Linked DNA regions of Homo sapiens: region 2 is linked to region 1. A link is a contact called in ENCODE Hi-C or POLR2A ChIA-PET data. All regions are on one chromosome and are shown on one strand. Each heading gives the region's core, a stretch centred on a gene start or an enhancer-like site at or near the end of the contact. The rest is flanking DNA. Distances are from core to core; before and after follow the strand shown. Region 1 holds the start of IP6K2 (inositol hexakisphosphate kinase 2). Region 2 holds the start of DUSP7 (dual specificity phosphatase 7).

Evidence for each region. Hi-C counts contacts between places; a loop is a spot of excess contacts on that map. ChIA-PET counts read pairs that join two places held with the same protein, here RNA polymerase II (POLR2A). Pooled maps may share reads with other maps.
Region 2: a pooled map shows a loop between it and region 1 (15-fold over the local background). The contact joins the promoter of DUSP7 here to the promoter of IP6K2 in region 1. A Hi-C loop is called at or near these places in 5 of 50 pooled maps. POLR2A ChIA-PET finds 5 or more read pairs at or near these places in 2 of 52 experiments (Caco-2 and OCI-LY7).

The regions. Positions count from the first base shown.
Region 1 is chr3:48,714,713-48,719,201 of GRCh38, reverse strand. IP6K2 (inositol hexakisphosphate kinase 2) reads left to right here and starts at 1,981. Exons shown (of 6, transcript NM_016291.4): 1 at 1,981-2,045.
Region 2 is chr3:52,054,202-52,059,025 of GRCh38, reverse strand. It overlaps DUSP7 (dual specificity phosphatase 7), which reads left to right and starts at 2,455. Exons shown (of 3, transcript NM_001947.4): 1 at 2,455-3,176; 2 at 4,652-4,824. The coding sequence starts at 2,660. RefSeq lists silencers at 1,395-1,754, 2,155-2,534, 2,735-2,794, 3,115-3,164, 3,875-3,944.

The sequences.
Region 1 (4,489 bases), core at 732-3,231:
TTGCAATGTCATAGCACTGCAGCCTGGGTGACAGAGCAAGATTATGTCTCAAAAAAAAAAAATTCTGAGAAGGTGGTAACTGCTATGGAAACATATAGAGCCAGGATGAGGGGATAAAGGTGGTACTGAGTGCTGGGGGCAGAGTGGGGCAGGTTACAGTCTGAAATGAGGGGCTCTGAGAGCTGGGGTGCAGCTCTTTGGAAATCTGTGCAATCCAGGCATGGGAACAACCATAACTCATACACTGTGCAGGAGAGTGCATGGGGTGTGATGTGTGAGGAACACTGGGAGATTGAGCAGCAAGGCCAAAAGCTGGCCGGGGAGATACAGTCGGGGGGGTGATAGGGAATTATGAAGGTCCTGATGTCTCTGGTTTTCCCTTGGGGAGGAAGTACTCCAGGGTTCTGAGCAGGGAATGGGAGGATCTGACTCATGTATTCACAGGCTGATGTGTGCAGAACAGACTGAAGGCATCAGGGGCAGCAAGAGGAGACCAGGAGGCAGCTGTGACATTGCACTCAAGAGAAATGGTGGCAGTTTGGACTCAGTGAAAGGTATGGAGGTGGCAAGAAGTGATTTCATTCTGGGTAGATGATGCTGATGGAGACAGCAGACCTTCCTGGTGCACTGAATATAGATGGGAAAGAGAGTAGTCAAGGGGTACTTTGAGGTGTTTGACTTGAGCAATAAGAAGGGCTGAGATGCTATCACTCAATTTGGGGAAAGTGGGGTGAAGTAGGTTTGGCGGATGAGCCAGTGTTAGGGTAGCACAAGTTGCGTTTGAGATGCCAGCAACTGGAAGTCAGAGTGCAGATGTCTAGTTGACAGTGGGACTAGTGAATCTGCCACTCAGGAAGGGTCTGGACTGGACAAACACTTTTAGGAGTGATTGACATGTAGGTGGCATTTGAAGTCATGAGCCTGGATAAGATTTTGGAAGAGTGAGTGTAGACAAAGAGAAAACACACAGATGAGAAACTGGTGAGACTGGAGGAAACCAGGAGGACATGGAGCCCTGGAAACCACATGCTAAGGTGAGAGGAGCTGCTCACAGAAGTCTCTCCTATCCACTGTTATAAGGTCAGGGATATTTATTTATTTTCCTTTTTTGTTCACTGCTGTATTTCCAATACCGAGTGTAAGTGCTTAATAAATACTTGTTGAATTAAAAAGTGTATGAGTGAATTTACACCTTTGCAAATGCCCAGTACACAGGGCTGCAACATTGTTCTCCTTTACAGAAAGAGCAGAGATCAGGTAGGAGGCTCTGCCCATTCTCAGTGGCACTAACCCTCTCCTTTGCCTTTCACAGCTATGCTGACATTCACTCAGGTGAGAGCCCTTCTGTCCAACACAGGCCCAAGACAAATGAGCCTCAGACAAGCCCTGTGGTGTGGTGCTTGGTGGGAGCTGGGTTGGGCACTGGGTCATCCACCAGTCCCCAGAAAACTCTATGGCCACTTCTCTGTCCACCCTTCCATATCTAATAATCTGTCTGTCTGTATCTATAACCATTTCTTTGTCCACCGTCTACAGGCACTCTTTTGTCCCTCTTTCCGTCTATTCACATCCAGTCTTCTGTCCATCTGCTAGAGTGACCAACTTCCCAGTTTGTAGTGGACTGTCTCTGTGTTAGCATTGAAATTCCTGCATCCTGCGAAATCGCTCACTACTGAACAAACCAAGACTGTTGGTCAATCCATCTGTTTCCCAGGTATCCTGCTGTCCATCGGCCCGCAGCTAGTCTATCCACCCAACCGCCCGTCAGACCTCCGGCCCACCCTCCCAGACGGAGGACAATGCTCCGCCCTCTCTGGCCCCGCCCCCAGTCACCGCCTTTTCCGGAAGCTGCTGCAGCGAATCCTGGCACCCTAGCAACAGCGCCTTTCAGGCTGTCCAGTCCGCGTGCGCAGCTCCTAGGACGAGCCAATAGTGAGGGGCACCGGGAGCGAGGTGCAGGGGGCGGGGCTCGGCCTGGCCGCAGCCATTTTGGTGCGAGAGAAACAATAGGACGGAAACGCCGAGGAACCCGGCTGAGGCGGCAGGTAAAGCTCGCGTCCTATGGCCCTAGTGCCCGAGGAGCTTTGAGGGAGATTTTTTCAGGCTACTGGGAAACGGGATCTCTGATCATTGGAGTCTCCCAGGTTATTTGGGAAAGACTTCTTCCGTGGTCATTGTGGGGGAAATCTCCCGGGGTCCCTGTGGATTCGATTTCCCTGGGTCATTTGGGAGGAGGGTTTTTCTTCTGATCATTGGGGGAGGGATTTCCGTGGTTTTGGGGGTCCAGCATCCTCCCCGGTCATTGGAGGGGGTCTCCCGGGTTTGGGGGAGGGCAGGATCTTTCCTGGTCATTGAGATCTCCCCGGGTCTTGGGAAGCGCAAGATCTACGGTGTCATTGAGGGGTCTCCCCAGGTCATTGGCGGCCACGATCTCCCCAGATATTTGGCGGGTGGAGGGGTCTTCCCGGATCTTTGGATAGGGAGTCAGCTCAGCGCCTCAGGTACTGTTACCTGGGGTCGGCAGATGTGCAGCCATTTTGAGTGTTGAATGCCATTTGGGCCCGTCAGATGGTGTTCGATGAGGGAATCTACACACTTAACCTTATTATAGAAAAAATGCCTTTAAATGGATAAGAGGACACCTTTATAGTGATATTTCCACTCTTTACGTTTGATTACAGACCGCTTTTGTCTTTTGCATCCTAATGGCTTATTTCATTTTAGGATTGTATTCGTTCTCATATATCAACTAAGCTACACTAGCAGAAAAGTGAGTGAAAATAAAATGTAGAAACCAGTAAAATCCAGTGCTCTTAAATACCAGGGAAAACAGAACTAGTCACTGCTTGGAATTAAACATTTCCGTAGCAGAATGTACACAGAACAAAAAATCATCTTGAATAGTTTTAAGAAAAAGTACTGGCACTTTGGAACGTGGTAACAAAAATGTTGTAGATCATCGGTTCTATGATATTTTTAATAGAGGACCATGATTACAGTAATTTTGTTGAATTCTAGTGTTTAAAATGTTTGCTGTATTTGCAGTTGTAGCCAGGTAATATTTTAAGTGAACTAAGATGCTTATTTATATAGGTTGTTGCTGTGGGGTTTGTATAATTGCATCGTGTAACTTGGGTGTTAAGTATTTAAAGAGAAGCTTCAGGGTGTTGTTTTAACTTTAGCCACTATCAGAGTTAGAAAGGGCCAAATGAATACTTTATCACATTTGACATAATAGGCAAATTGATGGCCTAGTAACTTTTTTTTTTTTTGAGAAAAAGTTAAACTGTTAACTGTCATTTAAAATTTTTTTTCTATTTTCTGTGGTCTTGTCTGACATTGTCATTTCGATAGATTTACCTGCTTTGTGACTTTAGAATTCACAGGCATTGTTAGAAATCAAATGGAGAATCACTTGAGCCCAGCAGTTCAAGATCAACCTGGGCAACATAGCAACACCCTGTCTCTACAAAAAAAAAAAAAAAAAGAGAGAGAGAGAAAGAAATGAAATGGATAAGAACACTGACTAGAGTTAATACAATTGTAGAAACTAGCTTTTTGTTTGTTTGGTTTGTTTTTTATGCAGGGCCTGGGTAGGGAGGGAGCAAGGCAGGGACCTGGGAGATCTAGAAATCAGTGTAACAGATATAATAGATTTCTTTTGTGTTTCAAAGCTTCCTAGGTGACAGACAGGTACACTGTATGCTAGCCCTGTATCTGTCTGAGCAGTGGAATGTGCCAGGAAAGAAGGAGCAACCACTGACTGATGAACCTTTGCCAGTCTCCCTTCCAAGAGGGATGCCAGAGCCTTCTGTAAGCTCCTGAGATGTCACTGGTATCTAGGCAACAGGGATGAGCCTGAACCTCCCTGAGGCCAGCTTACTGAGGTGAAAATTTTCCATTGTTTGGCTCATAAAGAGGATGCACTGGGGAAGAATTTTCCCTTTAAGTGAAGTTATTTCACCTAGTGGGATAATCTTGGGTAACAAATTGAACACACTCTTATACATTAGAAAGTAAGCAGATGATTATTCTCATGTTATTACATTTTAAAGCATGTTTTTGTTTTTTTAAATTATGTTTTTGCCTATTTGTGTACCATATAATAAAAGTAATAAGAAGTAGTTGTGTTTTACAGTATATTCTGGTGGCAAGGAAATGTCCTTCTCTCCAAAAATTGAGTTTAGAGCCCACTTCAGGATTTGGAGAAGTCAATTTGCCGAGATGATGCACAGTTGATTTGGGTCTGTCATCCATAACCAGCTTCAGTAGTTACTAATTCCTGGCCAATCTTGTTTCATCTACACTGTGCCTATCCCCATCACTGCCCTACTTTTTTTTTTTTTTTTTTTTTGAGACGGAGTCTCTCTCTGTCGCCCAGGCTGAAGTGCAGTGGTGCGATCTCGGCTCACTGCAAGCTCCGCCTTCCGGGTTCACGCCATTCTCCTGCCTCAGCCTGCCTCAGCCTCCGCGCCTGGCCTGCCCTACC
Region 2 (4,824 bases), core at 1,206-3,705, 3.3 Mb before region 1:
TACCTCCTTGTTAGAGGACGCCCTCTCCTCCTGCTGCAGGAGCTTTTCACACATTCTCACAGATCTCTCCTCCAGGGTGTATCCCCCACTACAGGAGTCTAAAGGGAGAGAGACAGGAGTCATTGCAGGCTAATGTGAGGGATGGCGGGACCCCTTTCCTCTCTCTAGGGTAGTTCTTCCTCATGCCTGGGTAGTGGGGGCTGGGGAGGCTCAGAGGAGGCTCCCATTTCAGTTGTTCCCTTGCTAGTGAGAGCAATGGCCCATTCCTCACCAGGCACTCAGAAGCGAGTATGCTTCAGCGCCGTGGGACACGCGCCCAGTCTCACTTGAGGACAGCATGAGCCTTCTGTTGATGTGACTCTGGCCTGCCCCTCAGGGATGTCACCCTGACTTATTGGGCACTTGACACCTTCTTGAGCTACCATGGACCCGTCTGGGGAGGGAACACCAAGACCAGTCTCTGCCCTAGAGAAAGAGGGGTCTGTGTTCATCCTGTGGTAGGCCTGGGAGAGCACCCAGACCGGCATCCAACCCCATGGTGGAGCAGAGGGGAGAGGTAGCCAGGCCTGAGTGGAGGATGGAGGCTCCACTGTTGTCACTCCGGCTCCAGGCAGGCTGGTACTCAGGAGGCCCTCAGCAAGGCTTGCTGAGTGAATGGTGCACTGCTCAGCAGCTCACCCTCCCCTGGGAGTTTGCTCAGGCCTCTTTTTTGAGTGCTGCCTCCATCCCTGACAAGCAGCATCCAGCCTGCCAGCCGAGAGGCCTGTCCTCAGACCACGTCCTCCCAGCCGGATGGATTCATAGACGGATTGGGCTCAGTCCACACTAGCACTCTCCTACACTGGGAGACCCAAGGCCCAGAGGGAAGAACCATACTAAGGTCACAGGACACACCTGCAAGTGGCAGGACAGAATCTGGGTCTTGGCATCTTGGGCCCTGGAAGCTCTTTCCACAGGCCCAGGACCCCCAGGACAACCTTGGGCGGAGAGTTGCTTCTCCTTTCACACTCTGAGAATGTGACTGTGGGAGAGACCCCTGCTCCTTTGGGATACAGCCCTGTGGCCCAGGATGAAACTCTTCCGAAAGACTATCCCTCGCTTGAAAGACAGGCGGGGACTGCTCCTGAGTCACCCCTTTTCGTGCCTTCTGGTCAGAGGTTAGCGGAAAGCTCAAATCCTCGGGGTTCCAGAGGCCGTCCCTCAAGCACCACCGCTCCCCCAGTCAGGGATGGGGGCAAGGTGTCTCAGAGCCGACCAGCCTCGGGCGGAGTCGGGGGGTTAAGCCCCAAGGAGGGGCACCCCGCCAGGCAAAAGAATGGACCAGATAGACGGCAGGGTCCAGCCTCAAGCTGCCACCCTGGCTCCGTAGGGAAAGCACTGCAGGTCCTACGCAAGCGCGCCGCCTGCGTCTAGCCGCTTTGTTCTAGCGCTACCTGCGGGTCCATTCACCTCCGCTGCCCCGCCTGCCTGCAAATCGACACACAGGGCGGGCGGAGGCCCCGCCCACTTCCCCGCCCTGGGTGGAAACCGCGGCGGGCCCCGCCTCCCTCCGCCACCGCCTCTTTCGGCCAGGATTGGCCATCTGCATGGCAGGCGCCCGCCTACCGCGGAAGTTGATTGGTCCGTTGAGAGGGAGGCAGGGGAAGGAAAGCTGATTATAAAGGAGCATTCCCCTCCCACCGGCCCCGTGGAAAAAGTCACGTGGCGCTTCACTGGGCGCCTGTCACCACCCCGCTTGTAAAGCTTTCTTAAAGGGCTCGCGATCCCTTCCCAAAGCTGGTCCTTTCTAGGATTTCTCCACACCTGCCCACGGAAGGTGGCACGGCCCTGAGTCTTCCTACCCCGCCAGTTGCCCAGGTCCTGATTTCCCATCAGGCCTGCTGGCGTGAGACGCTCTCCCTCAGGTCTGGAGCCTGTGACCGTCAGGGGAACGATGAGGTCCTCTGAAACGGTGACCGCCTAGCACAGTGCCTGGCACGTAGTAGGCGTTCAGTTCTCATTTGTTGAATGAACTCGATGACAGAAAAAATGAATGGGATGACAGGCGGGAGGAGGAGAGGTTGCTCAGCTTGACCATCCCCCCCACCACGCCCCGTCCCAGGAAAACTATGCTGTTGTGAATGTGGGGTGGGGGTGCCAGGCATAGGACGCCCCCAGGGCCTCTCTTCCCGCAGTGTCCAGAAGAGCTTGGGAGCACGCGCAGAGTGAACCCATGAGGGCGTCTAGGCCGGGGTCCCTAGGCGGATCGTAGTCAGCTCCGAGCTAGTCCAGGGGGCAACGGTGCGGAGGCGGTGGGGGAGGGCCCCGCCGCTGGTCTCCCGGGCTCGGGTCGCGAGCGCGCCCGCATACCCCGTGGGGAGGGGCGGTGGAGGCGCTGCGCCTTTAAGCCCGGGCGCCGGCCCCCGCGGCCCCGCCCCCCGGAGAACGCCTCGGCGCGCGGCCGCCGGAGCCGCCGTTTAATTGGGGCTGTCAGGCCGCGGTGCGCGCGGAGGGCCGGGCGGGCGGGCGGGACGGAGGCCGGGAGGCCGGGAGGCCGGGGCGGCGGGCGCGCAGCTCGGCGGGAGGCGGGCGCCCGGAGACGCGGCTGGGGCCCGCGCGGCCGGGGCGCCGTCCCAGGGCAGGGCTGCCCGGCCCCGGCCCCGGGCCGCCCGCGCTCCCCATGAAAAACCAGCTCCGCGGCCCCCCAGCGCGGGCGCACATGTCGACTTCGGGGGCGGCGGCGGCTGGGGGCACCCGGGCGGGGTCCGAGCCCGGTGCGGGGTCGGGGTCCGGCGCAGGCACCGGGGCGGGCGCGGCGACGGGGGCAGGGGCCATGCCCTGCAAGAGCGCCGAGTGGCTGCAGGAGGAGCTGGAGGCGCGCGGCGGCGCGTCCTTGCTGCTGCTCGACTGCCGGCCGCACGAGCTCTTCGAGTCGTCGCACATCGAGACGGCCATCAACCTGGCCATCCCGGGCCTCATGTTGCGCCGCCTGCGCAAGGGCAACCTGCCCATCCGCTCCATCATCCCCAACCACGCCGACAAGGAGCGCTTCGCCACGCGCTGCAAGGCGGCCACCGTGCTGCTCTACGACGAGGCCACGGCCGAGTGGCAGCCCGAGCCCGGCGCTCCCGCCTCCGTGCTCGGCCTGCTCCTACAGAAGCTGCGCGACGACGGCTGCCAGGCCTACTACCTCCAAGGTGAGGGCGGCACCGAGACGCCTTACGGGATCGGGGCCCCCCCGCGACTCCCTGACGCCCCCCTTGGAGGCGCTTTCCTCTCCACGCGCTCGGCCTGCCCCTCTGGGCGCCACGTCGTCCCCGGCCCGCATCCGCCCTCCTGGAGCCGGGTCCCCACTGTGTGGTTTGGCAGGCGCGGGGCTCCCTCTGCGCCCCCTTTCTCGGCACGATTCGAGTGGGTGGAACAAACTTTCCCCTGCCTGGGGTTTCCTTTTTTTTCCTGTTGATGGGGCGACAGTAGTGCCTGGGCTCCAGTGGAGCCCCTCAGAGGTGGAAGGCGCCGCCTCCCAGAACCCTAAAAGCGGCAGGGCGCCCAAGTCCAGCCTAGAATTCGTGTTTCTGGAAGGCCAGGATCAGGAAGGGCACCTTTCATAGCACCATCCTCACCTCCAGCGCATGGAGACCATTTGGGTTGGGGTCTCCTGGATCCGGGAATTGCTTCTTCCACCGGAGAATTGCCGCCTCTAGGAGGCGCTTGGGGCAGGGTATGGGCAGGCTCCATTGCCCTGGCCCGGGTCTCTCGGGACCCCCAGGTCCCTAGCCTGCTGCCCCGGAGCTTGCAGAAGGGAGAGGTAGCACCGGGGGGCGAGTGGCTGAGGCCGGTGTTTCCAATTAACATTCCAAAATGGCCTCTTGCTGGCAGCGGGGCGGGCGGGAGGGGAGGGGAGGCCTGCGGCACCCTCGGGCGCAGGGCCCATGCCTCGCTGCAAGGGGCTCCCCATTTCTCCTGTCCCTGTATCGCCCCAGTGGCCCTCCCCCGCTGCAGGTCCAAGGCTGGGGGTGGGGCTTGTGTTCTAAGGGAGGGTTCTAGAGAAGTGGAGCCAGGACCCCCTTCAAAAACCTGCCCCTGCTGGGGGAAGGGGCCAGCCAGTACCTTCCCACTACCCTCCCCAGCTGTAGTTTCGGGGCTGGGCAACCACTAGACTCCCGTTCAGGAAGCCCAGGACCTCTCTGCCTCTAACTGAGCCAGATGTGGCTCTGGCACCTGTGGTCTCATCTATAAGAGGAGTTTGCCAACCCAGAGGTGCTGGCTAAGATGGGGTTGTCTGCTTTTCTTTACCACTTAGCTGTTACTGAACACCCATGGGTGCTAGGTGTGCGTGGGAGCTGCAGAAGAGGAATTAGCTGGGGCCTGTCCTCAAGTGCCCTAAAGCTGGTGCCATGGCTGGGGGCCCCGAAGTGTTATGGGTACCAGTTTGGAGTCCAGGCACGTCACTTCACCTTCTGGGGCCTCAGTTTCCTTATCTGTGAAGTGGTCATGGTTTAGATGGAGAGAACACGAGAGAGGGCACACGTGTAACATGCTTGGCATGGCCCATGCTGACCGTGGGTGCTGTGGTGTTTGGCGTGCAGAGTCCTGGCCATCTCTGGTCTTGTGCAGCCCATCTGGGCTCTCACCAGCCTCTCACCCAGGCCCTGTCTCACCCTGGACACAGGTGGTTTCAACAAGTTTCAAACAGAGTACTCTGAGCACTGCGAGACCAACGTGGACAGCTCTTCCTCGCCGAGCAGCTCGCCACCCACCTCAGTGCTGGGCCTGGGGGGCCTGCGCATCAGCTCTGACTGCTCCGACGGCGAGTCGGACCGAGAGCTGCCCAGCAGTGCCACC